Regions from separate parts of the Mus musculus genome. Here all the other regions are linked to region 3. Evidence: chromatin contacts called from ENCODE POLR2A ChIA-PET data. All regions are on one chromosome and are shown on one strand. The core of a region is the stretch at or near the end of the contact, and the rest is flanking DNA. Distances in the headings are between cores, read along the strand shown.

Region 1 (3,567 bases), core at 762-3,261, 83 kb after region 3:
GATCATGGGGCTGGAGAGATGGCTCAGTGGTGGCTCACAAACATTTGTAATGGGGTCTGATGCCCTCTTTTGGTGTGTCTGAAGACAGCTACAGTGTACTCACATGCATAAAATAAATCTTTTTGTTTTGTTTTGTTTTGTTTTTGGTTTTTTCGAGACAGGGTTTCTCTGTATAGCTCTAGCTGTCCTGGGACTCACTTTGTAGACCAGACTGGCCTCGAACTCAGAAATCTGCCTGCCTCTGCCTCCTGAGTGCTGGGAAAAATAAATAAATCTTTAAAAAAAAAAAAAAAGAAGTTTGACTGAACTAATGATTTCAGTCAGGAGTCTTCCAAACTCTATCTCCTCAGCAAGCAAGAGCTGTTTAGAGCACCCTGCTAGGCCAGGACACAAATCACGGGCTTGCTGCAAGGACACAGTGTACTCTAACATGGTCACGCTTCTTGCTTTCCACGGCAAGGGCTTCCACGTCCCAGGGCACGGAGAAGGGCCTGGAACACAGAGCAGATCAGGGCATAAGACCATAGGCCCACAAGGCTCAAGACAAGACTGCAGGCACCACTGGGGCTTGGGTTGGAGGCAGACTGGTCAACAGCAGTCTTCGTTTGTGAGTTCTTCAAGACTTTACTTGACCTGTCTCTACTTACCCATTTTGGCCTAACCTGGGACCACTCTCCCTTTTCCTCAAGGATTCTCCAGCCCCTTCCAACACCTCAAACAAATGTGCTGACCCCAGCTCCAGAGTCGGCCAGTGCTCACGCTTGATCTGGTCTTCTCAAATGCCACTCAACATCCATTTTTCCAACAGTTCCTCAGCCCTGCTCTGTCGGTAACATGACACACCGATGTGGCATTACAGTACATTGTCTACATACATGGCTTACTGTAATCCTTGCAACCACCGGGAAAGCAGCTATCTCCAGGTTCCCTGCTGATGAATCCCTAACACACCAGTTGGTCAGCATCAGGCCTCCGTTATCTCATTATTTGTATGTTTTTGGGTTACACTAGAAAACCATAGCAGGGCAGTGGTGAGAGAGGCCTTTAATTCCAGCAATCTCTGAGTTCAAGGCCAGCCTAGTTTCCAGAGCAAGTTTCAAGACATCCAGGGCACACAGTGAAACTCATGTCTCACAAAAACAAAAGCAAACAAACAAACAAAAGAACAACAACAAAGGAACATAGAAAACCGTTCAAGCTAGCCCTCAAGGTATCTGACCATTTCAAACACCAATAATGTCAAGTTGAAATGCCTAAAAACTGCTATTCACAAAAAAAAAAAAAAAAAAAAAAACTTCCAAAAATGGCTCAGCTGGTAAGGGCACTTAGCCAAGCATGACACCCTGAGTTGGATTCCCAGGCCCCTCGTGGTGCAAAGAAATAACAACCTTGTGTAAAGTTCTCCTCTGACCTCCACAGGCGCTGTGACACGTGCACGATCCACCATGTAAATTAACTACATGTCATTTAACGACAGCATGGGACCCCTAAGAGTTCTGTTGTCCTGGTTTGCTTTTGTTGTTGTTTGTTTTCGTTGGTTGGTTTCTTTCTCCTCAGAGACCGAAAAAAAGGCTAACGCGAAAGCATCTGTGAGTTTTTTCATTAAAACATGAAAACACGCGGACCAGTGGTGGCGCACGCCTTTCGTCCCAGCACTTGGGAGGCAGAGGCAGGCGGATCTCTGAGTTCCAGGACAGCTAGGGATGGATACTCAGAGAAACCCTGTCTCGAAAAAACAAAAACAAAAAAGCCGTGAAAACACAACGCTGCGCCAGGCCTTCCCGCCCGCGCTGCCATAGCGGGCCCGCGCCCTCACCGTCTCCCCGCGGATCCCCTGGACGCTCCTCCACTGCGAGGGCACGGACGCCACGCCCAGGGTCTCATCCTGAAGAGGCGCAGGCCGCCCTCGCCGTTCGGCGCCGCCAGCCCCGCCAGCAGCCAGGGCAGCAGCTCCAGCGCTTCCAACGCGCCGAAAAGGCCTGGGCGACGCGCACATTGCCATGGCGACGGTCCCGCCCTCTCGCGCCTGCGCCCTGGAACGTGACCTTAGCGGGTTCGCCCCCCACAAACGGAAGTCCGACGAGAGGAAGTGAAGCTGTGGGCGCCGTTTTTGAACTGGTTACAGCATCGTCTTTAAGGCCCAGAAGAAAAATAATGAAAATGTTTATCAGCCAATACAACAAAACCGCAGCGATTTGGGATTGCCCTATGCCCAGAGGCCATTTGGGGGTCCGGAACAGCTCTTCGTGGTATAAGGAAAAGAGCGGAAGTGAGGCGTGGGCTCCAGGTTCAAAGATGGCGCTGAGCGGCCGGGCGCAGAGGCAGGACCGCCGCAGGCCTAGTGGGCCATGCTGGTCCGGAGAACCGGCCGGGCTGGAAGCAGCCGACTACTCCAGAACTGTACTTTGCGCCATTTGAGTTGGCATCATTTCCAATGAATGGAATGAAATAGATCATACACAGATCGAACGTGGGATTGAATGGATGGGAGGCCTAATAATAAATTTACATAAACAATAAAATAAAATGCTTGTTAAATTAAAATTCGAGACTAACCACAGGAGAAGTTGATCTCAATGATAGATGGCCCCAGGTTCAGTCCTCAACACACACGAAATGTTAACTACAAGTTAGTGCGTGCCTATAGTGTGTCAAGCCAAGCACCCAAAGGCTTATGTTTGTTTGGGTTTTTTTGTTTGTTTCTTTTGTTTTTCGAGACAGGGTTTGTCGGTATAGCCCTGGCTGTCCTGGAACTCACTTTGTAGATCAGGCTGGCCTTGAACTCAGAAATCCGCCTGCCTCTGCCTCCCGAGTGCTGGGATTAATTAAACGCGTGCGCCACCACTGCCGGCAGAGGCTTAGAAATGAGTGTTTATCTTATTAAATCCTTAGCCTTCCGTGTGCTTGCTTGTTAGTTAGCTGGTTTGCTTTTTGAAGTGCTGGGGTTGAACCCCGGGCTTTCTGCATGCCAGCTCCTATGTTCTACCAATGAACTACCCCTATAGCTCAATTGTTATTACTCCTGTGCCTCTTACAGTCAGATATGGAATCGTCCAAAGTCACCCAGTAAGATCTTACAGGTGGCTTGCCTGATCCCCCAAACCAAGCCTGGAGCCTCTAGACAACCATCTGCTAGTTTAGGCCTCTGGGTCTATTTCCTCTTTTCTGAGACTAGGAAGCCTGCCGTGGTCCTGTTCTCAGTGCACCACCCAGGGACAGGATGCCCCTCAGCAGAGCAGCCAAGGCCAGGAAGGCCGATTAGATTAGCAGCACTGGGAGGGATAATAAAAAGCCATAGAAAAGTCTTCCTAACAAGGACTGCTTTGCAAACATCACCAAGGATTCCAAAAATCATACTCAGAGCTCAAAGATTAAGAACACTGGCTGCTTGCTTTTCCAAGACACTCAGGTTCACTTCCCAGGACCCTCGTGGCAGCTAATAACTGTCTGCAAGTCCAGTTCCAGGGAGATTTGACACTCTTTCCGGCCTCTGAAAGCCCTAGACATGCACTTGACGTGCAGTCACACATGCAGGCAAAACATCCATAAACATAAAAATAATAAGAT
Region 2 (3,086 bases), core at 224-2,723, 100 kb after region 3:
ATCATTCCTGGTGAAGGCATCACCTGAGTTTTAGCAAATGTTAGTCACAGTTTATAGCTCTCCTTTTTGTCAGACCGTTCCCTCTTTAAGAAGCCTGTCCACAGTTGCCTGTGTTGGAGGTCTCTAGGCTTGGGAGCTGTGTGGGTTAGAGGTCCTTAGAGGTTGTCGCCAGATTTAAGCTTACCAATTGCAACAGATGAGTGCAATTAATTCACCGACTTGAGCATAAGGTGCACCACCAGGAAGGCCTAGCTGAATTTCCTGGAGTTGAGATGGAAACTTGGAGGAGCACATTTGTATTCTCTCACCATGGACTGTATATATATATATATATATATATATATATATATATATATATATATATATATATATATATGATGTATTTTACATTTATTGTCTACCCACCATGAATGACTTGACTTAAAGCCACATTGCTTTATGTATAAGAGCTGATAATAAAACGGGAATACTGAGAGTATGGATAGTTCAAGCTCTAGTGGTAGAGGAACCAGGTAGAGAGCTTTCTGGATTTCCAGGACCACGTGTTGGGATCCAGGTAGACAGAGAACTATCTTTTCAAGTCCTGAAAAACAGTGTTTAACCATTAAATCCCTCCGACATAGTGCTTAAGGACTTTTTAATAATCTAAAGCTGTTTTTGTTTGTTTGTTTGTTTGTTTTACTGTTTTAGCCTTTGACTTTTAAACATTTCCCCATTTGTCATCACCAAAAATGTGCTTCCCTCACCACTGAGATCAGGACACCTGTACGAAGTTGAGCAGAAGGACCTGTGGCAGAAAGGTCCTTCCTACAGTCAGAGAACTTTCCTGTGGTTCTTTTGAGTGTGAATATGTAACAGATTTTTAAAAATTCAGAACCGAGGGCAGAGGCTTGAATTGGCCCATGCATAAACCCGGTCCCGCGTGTAAACTGGATAGAGGAACTGCTTGCGTGTGGCTCTGCACAGCAGCCTAGAGTTTGAGTCCCCAGCTTCTCCATCTAGAAAAAAATGAAGGTGCCCGGGTGCAGAACTCAGGCGCCTGATTGTAGCCAGGGTACTCCTAAGGCCTGTACTTTTGAGGGGCTGCGCGCGCCCCCTCTCCAGAGCCCCCAGCCGCCCCGCTAAGGGAAGCCACTGAGCCACCACGTGATGGAGTATTGGGGAACGGAGGCCCCGCCTCTCAAGTCACCGCGCGGCGCGCAAATGTCCCGGGTCGGCTGGAGAAGGGGAGAGCGGGGGAGGGGAGCACCGCGCGGGGGCAGGACCATGCGTCGCTGAGCCGCTTCCTCCCGCCTCTCGTCCAGGCCCCAGTGTCCCCACCGCCGCCGCCGCCACCCGCCACGGCCCCGCCCCCTGCCCCGCGGCCGCGGCCAATCGCTGTACGGCGCGAGCCTCTCCGGCCGGGGGCGGGACTTGCGCAGGCCCGGCGCGCCTGCGCTCTGCGGCCTGCCCCTCGCCGGGAAGAGGAGGAGGTGGTGGTGGAGGAGGTGGAGGAGGAGGAGGAGGCGGCTCAGGGCAATCCAGAAGCGAGCCGGAGCGCGGGGCGCGAGTCGAGGAGCCCAGCCGAGCCGCCGCCGCCTCCCCGCCTTCAGCGAGAGCCCCGGCCGGGGGCTCGCCACAACGCGCCCGGGCCTGCCTCCGCGTCAGGCCCCGCGGGCAGTGCCAGGCAGCCAGGGGGAGGGCAGGCAAGTGAGCGCCGGGAGGAGGCGGCCGGAGCGAGCGGGCGCCGCGCGTGTGGCGTGAGGGGAAGCCGCTGGCCGCCCCCTTGGCCGTCCCTTCGCTCCCCCTCCCCGCTCCCCGCCCCGATCGCGGAGGGCACCATGTCTGCGCCGACGGCCAAAGCCAGTAAAAAGGAGCTCAACTCCAATCACGACGGGGCCGACGAGACCTCAGGTGAGGACCGGGCGCGGCGGGGGCCCGGCCGCGCCGCCATCTTTCGGCCCGGACCGCGGGGCTGCGGGGGGCGCGCGGGGGCCGGAGAGCCGGCGCCTTTTTTGTGTGCGGCCCGGGACCGGGGGGCCGGGGTGGCGCCGTGGCGGTGAGCGGTGCGGCCGAGGCGGGGGCGCTGCGGCCTGCGCGGCGGGCGGAGACCCCCCCTTCCCCCCGCCCGCGCTCTCCTCCCCCTCCCTCCCTCCCGAGAAGCCTCTCTTTATTGTGCTCCGCCATGATGCCTCGCTCCCATCAGCCGCCACCGCCGCCACATGGTGCGGCCGGACGCAGCCTTGCGGCCGGGCCTCTAGTGCCGCCCTGCTTCCCGCCCTGAGCCGGCGCTACCGCGGAACCGGGAACCGGGGTTTGGGGCGGGGTAGGGGCGCGGAGCCGGCGGGAGGATGCTCCAGGCTGCGCGGGTTGCGCACCCCACGTGGGGCAGCCACACTCGGGCGCGCCGGGGGTGCGAGGAATCTGGCCCCGAGGCCGTATGATGCAGGGGCTTCAGGGGCCTTTAGGACGCCTAGCCCTCGCCTGGAGGGTCGTTTCGAGCCCAGGACAGCTGCAGAGCCCGGGCTGGTTACCGGAAATGAGACGCGCGATCGGGCCCCTTCACGCCCACTTGGCTTTGTAAAAGCCTTCACAACCCTCGGACAAAAGGGCACGAAATAGGAGCACACCCCCTCTCCTTTTTATGGCTCCAAGTTTTTGAGTAGGGTTTTCCCACGAAGTGTCCTGAAATACTGCACGGCCGTATATGATGACCAATCTCATCAAGAATGGGTTGAAGGAGTAAGGTCAGGTTTACATTCTAAGTCTGAGAAGACGACTCCGGGAAGTTTGGTGACTAACTGGTCTTTGTCGGTGTATATTGATAATCATAACAAATTGAGAGCACTTTAAATTTTTTTAAAGCAGTTATAACAGTTGATAGTATCCTAATTTGTTTTATGGCCATGGACTAGTTTCCACACTAAGTGGCAGCTGGCACTGGCACCCTTTCTCTTACAATTGTATAATATTAGTAATAAACATGAAAAATTCTTGAATGAGGTGAAGCCTCTCATTCACCTTTAATAATGAAGGCCAATGATTGCACCTTTGTAACGAACGAAACTCTTTGAAAAGTAATCCAGGAGTGAAGCATTTTTCCGAGT
Region 3 (3,245 bases), core at 35-2,534:
TTTTTTTTATTTTTTAAATCTCTCCTCTCCAAGGAAAATGACTAGGAATGTTCTTTCACCATCATGCCTACAGTCAGAGTAGCTTAGAAGTCACCTTGCAGATCCTAGGCTCAGCAGAAACCAAAGTGCAGAGGACCAGGAAGCTTGGGACTGGGCCTCATCCCAGTTCTGGAGCAATGCCCAGTTCTTTATAATTATTTAAATAGGAGGGTGGCTTGGTAACCAGGAGGCTGATGCCTGGCAGAGCTGCCTGACTACACAGGAATGAGCTGGGTGCTACTCCAATGGTTGCCACACAGCTGTCACCCAAAATGGAGGAAGGGAAAGAGCTTTTGCAGTAGGGGAGCCTGGCTACAGAGTTTAGTTCAGAGCCAGGCCCTGAAAAGGGTTGTGTATAAGAAAAAAATTACAGAAATTGTGTTTTCCTTTTCTCAGAAGTCTAGCACCCACTTGCTTAACGCTTGTGTTCAAATCTTAGGTTCTCTGATTGCTGCTTCGTGCTTGACCTGGGGAGAGAGCTACCTTCTATGTCATCAGGATGCTAATTTGTAAAATGGGAAAGGCAACATCTACCTTGTAAAATAAGAGCAGAGATTAAAAGCCCAAAGCACGTGCGGTGTCAGCTAAACAGCAAAGTTCAATTAATACTGGGGAAAGAAATAGTAATGTCGTTTATCAACTGGGACGAATACACTCTGTCTACTGGCAACAGGAAGATTGCTGAAGAATTCTCCATATCCTGAAATAAAGTCTTACGCCACAAATCAGTCTTTTTTTTTTTTTTTTTTTTCCCTAACCGGGATTTTTTTCCCTACCACCTCCTCAAACACGGATCCTTATATCATCTTTTTTTTTTTTTTTTGGCCCCATCCCCCACCAGAACAGGCAGACTTGGGTCTTCCAGAGCCAAGCCTCCCCCAGAAAAAGTGCAAAGAGGGAGCCAACATTCCAGTGAGATCATCCGAAAGGGACAGGGCGTCTTTCCGGCCAGGGCAGCAACATCCCCAGCCTGACTGCGGCGGCGGGCCCCGCCCTGCCCTTCGCCGCAGTCTCGGAAGGGCTCCCAGGGCGGAGGGGTGCGGCACAGATTCTCTGCAGGGCGGACTGGGCGGGGCAGGATTGCTCGGGTCCCACGCCGCGGCGGGCGGCTGCGGCGGCTGCTCCGCTCTGTGCCGCGCCCCGCACCCCTCGCAAGCGCGTTCCCGTCCTTTACCCCAACCCCCACCACCCCGCCCCGCAGCTTCGGCTCCTTCCGGACGCGCTCGGTCCTCTCCGTACTGCAGTGGAGCAGCGAGTCCCGCCTCTCGCGTCGCCAACCGGGGCACTTCCCTCACGCTCGCGCTCGGCCGCCGCGGGGGCGCGCGCGGCCGCTTATAAAAGCCACAGTGCGCGCGCGCCGCCGTCACTATCCGCTGCGGAGCGAACGGCGTGAGGCAGGGGCCGCGGCGGCGCATCTTTTTCCTCAGCAGCCCTCAGCGCGGCGACCCACGCCCCTCACCCCCAGGAGCCGGTAAGAAAGGGCGGTGGGCGGGAAGGGAAAGGCCGCGGGAGGCCGAGCACCGGAGCGATGTGGACAGATGAGCTGCGGAGCCTCGCGGGCGGCTCCGTGGGCCCCCGCCGCCGCCTTTTGTGGCGCGTGGGCTGCGGGGCGCGGCAGAGCCGGGCGGCGACCTGGAGTGTCACGGTCCGCCGAAGGTACGCGAAGGCCCCTTCCTGCGCCCGCGGCCCCACCCGTCGCGGCAGGTGGCGGGGGGTGGTCCTCGGCAGCACCCACCCGCGAGCGCCCCCGCACCGCCCGTCGCCCGCAACTGCGGCGCTCGCACCTCTCGGAGCCTCCTGTCTGCAGTGAAGGGCTCGCTGACCTTAATTTCATCCTGTGTGGCGGTCCCGGGCCCTCCGGCCGCAGAAAGGCCTCCTTTTTCTTTCCTGGTAATAAATGTCTTTTCTCTCCAGTGCCGACCTGCTCCAGTATAATAGTTAGATGCGGTGCCGCTTGGTTGGAGGAGATCCAAATCCAATAAATAACTTAATAGCTTACAGCTCTTTTCTTTCTATATAAGACATTAAGTCGAAGGCTTCTGGGTTTTTTGTTTTTTGGGGGTTTTTTTTTGGTCAAATTCTACTGCTGTGCCAGTGTGAAGTGATAGAACAGTCTTTTGTCTGAAGCTATCCCTGCAAATTTGATGAAATGCTTCTCCAGGAAAAATTTGATTTTAAAATCCTCTCAGGTACTAGAATTACACACACACATATGCACACACGCGCGCGCACACACACAAACACACACACACACACACACATCAAGAGGGCTTCTATGTAAGTAAGGGTCGGTGTGTTTTAAATGAATGTCCCAGAAAGGGTGAAATCATTTCGAACTGCTACACTTCATAGGGCTTTGTTGACTTTCATCTCTCTGTTTCTGTCTCTGTCCCTCTCTCTACAGGCTCTTACAGTGTAACTCCAGCTGGCCTGGAATTTGCTGAATAGCTCAGGCCGGCCTCAAACTCAGGATTTTCCTGCCTCAGCCTCTCAGATAATCAGGTTTTTCTATATAGAGACCCAAAACATTTTAAGTCGTTTGTTCTTTACCCTTGGTATTTTCAAAAAGCTAATTATTATGACTGTCAAGGAATACAAGAGAAACCAACCATATGAAGTATTTTAATAATGTGTTCAGAAATTGCGTTGTCATAGCAATTGGACTTAAGTAAAACAGAATGTATCAAAGATGGCAGGGTGGGGGTGTCTTGTAGCCAGGAAACAAGAGCTTAAGAATAGCACTAGCAACAGTGAGTTGCATGAAGCCATTGAGCCAAGGTTCCCACTCATACTAAATGTCTTAGATTTTAAAGGTCAAATTGAAGTCAAAGTTGGAAAAAAAAAATGTGCTGCAGTAGATCCCCTGCAGGAAATTAACAATAAGCCTTTTTTAGTAACTGGGTCATTAATTCCTCAAAGGGACCCTCAAAGTGTGTTGACTGTTATCCAGGGACCTAGATAAAAAGGATGGATTTCAAAGTTTGCCCTATACCAGACAAATGTGAAACAGTTCTTATGATAAACCCAAGGCCTGGAGACATATAGATATGCAATTCTATTCCCTACTTTTGAGACAAGATCTTGACCCGTAGCTCATCCTGAATCTATGTAGTTGGGTATAGCTGGTCTTGAACTCATTGCTCCTGCCAACAAGCCTGGCTGCCACCACCCTGGACTTTTACCCCTCTTAAAAGAAAGGAGGCCTT

What was found. ChIA-PET counts read pairs that join two places held with the same protein, here RNA polymerase II (POLR2A).
Region 1: POLR2A ChIA-PET joins it to region 3 with 57 read pairs in Patski. The contact joins the promoter of Wdr34 here to the promoter of Sptan1 in region 3. POLR2A ChIA-PET finds 5 or more read pairs at or near these places in 2 of 5 experiments (Patski and embryonic stem cell).
Region 2: POLR2A ChIA-PET joins it to region 3 with 45 read pairs in Patski. The contact joins the promoter of Set here to the promoter of Sptan1 in region 3. POLR2A ChIA-PET finds 5 or more read pairs at or near these places in 3 of 5 experiments (Patski and embryonic stem cell).

Annotation. Positions count from the first base shown.
Region 1 is chr2:30,046,868-30,050,434 of GRCm38, forward strand. It overlaps Wdr34 (WD repeat domain 34), which reads right to left and starts at 2,012. Exons shown (of 9, transcript NM_001008498.2): 1 at 1,817-2,012. The coding sequence starts at 2,002.
Region 2 is chr2:30,065,001-30,068,086 of GRCm38, forward strand. It overlaps Set (SET nuclear oncogene), which reads left to right and starts at 1,474. Exons shown (of 8, transcript NM_001204875.1): 1 at 1,474-1,893. The coding sequence starts at 1,821.
Region 3 is chr2:29,964,276-29,967,520 of GRCm38, forward strand. Sptan1 (spectrin alpha, non-erythrocytic 1) reads left to right here and starts at 1,285. Exons shown (of 57, transcript NM_001177667.1): 1 at 1,285-1,510.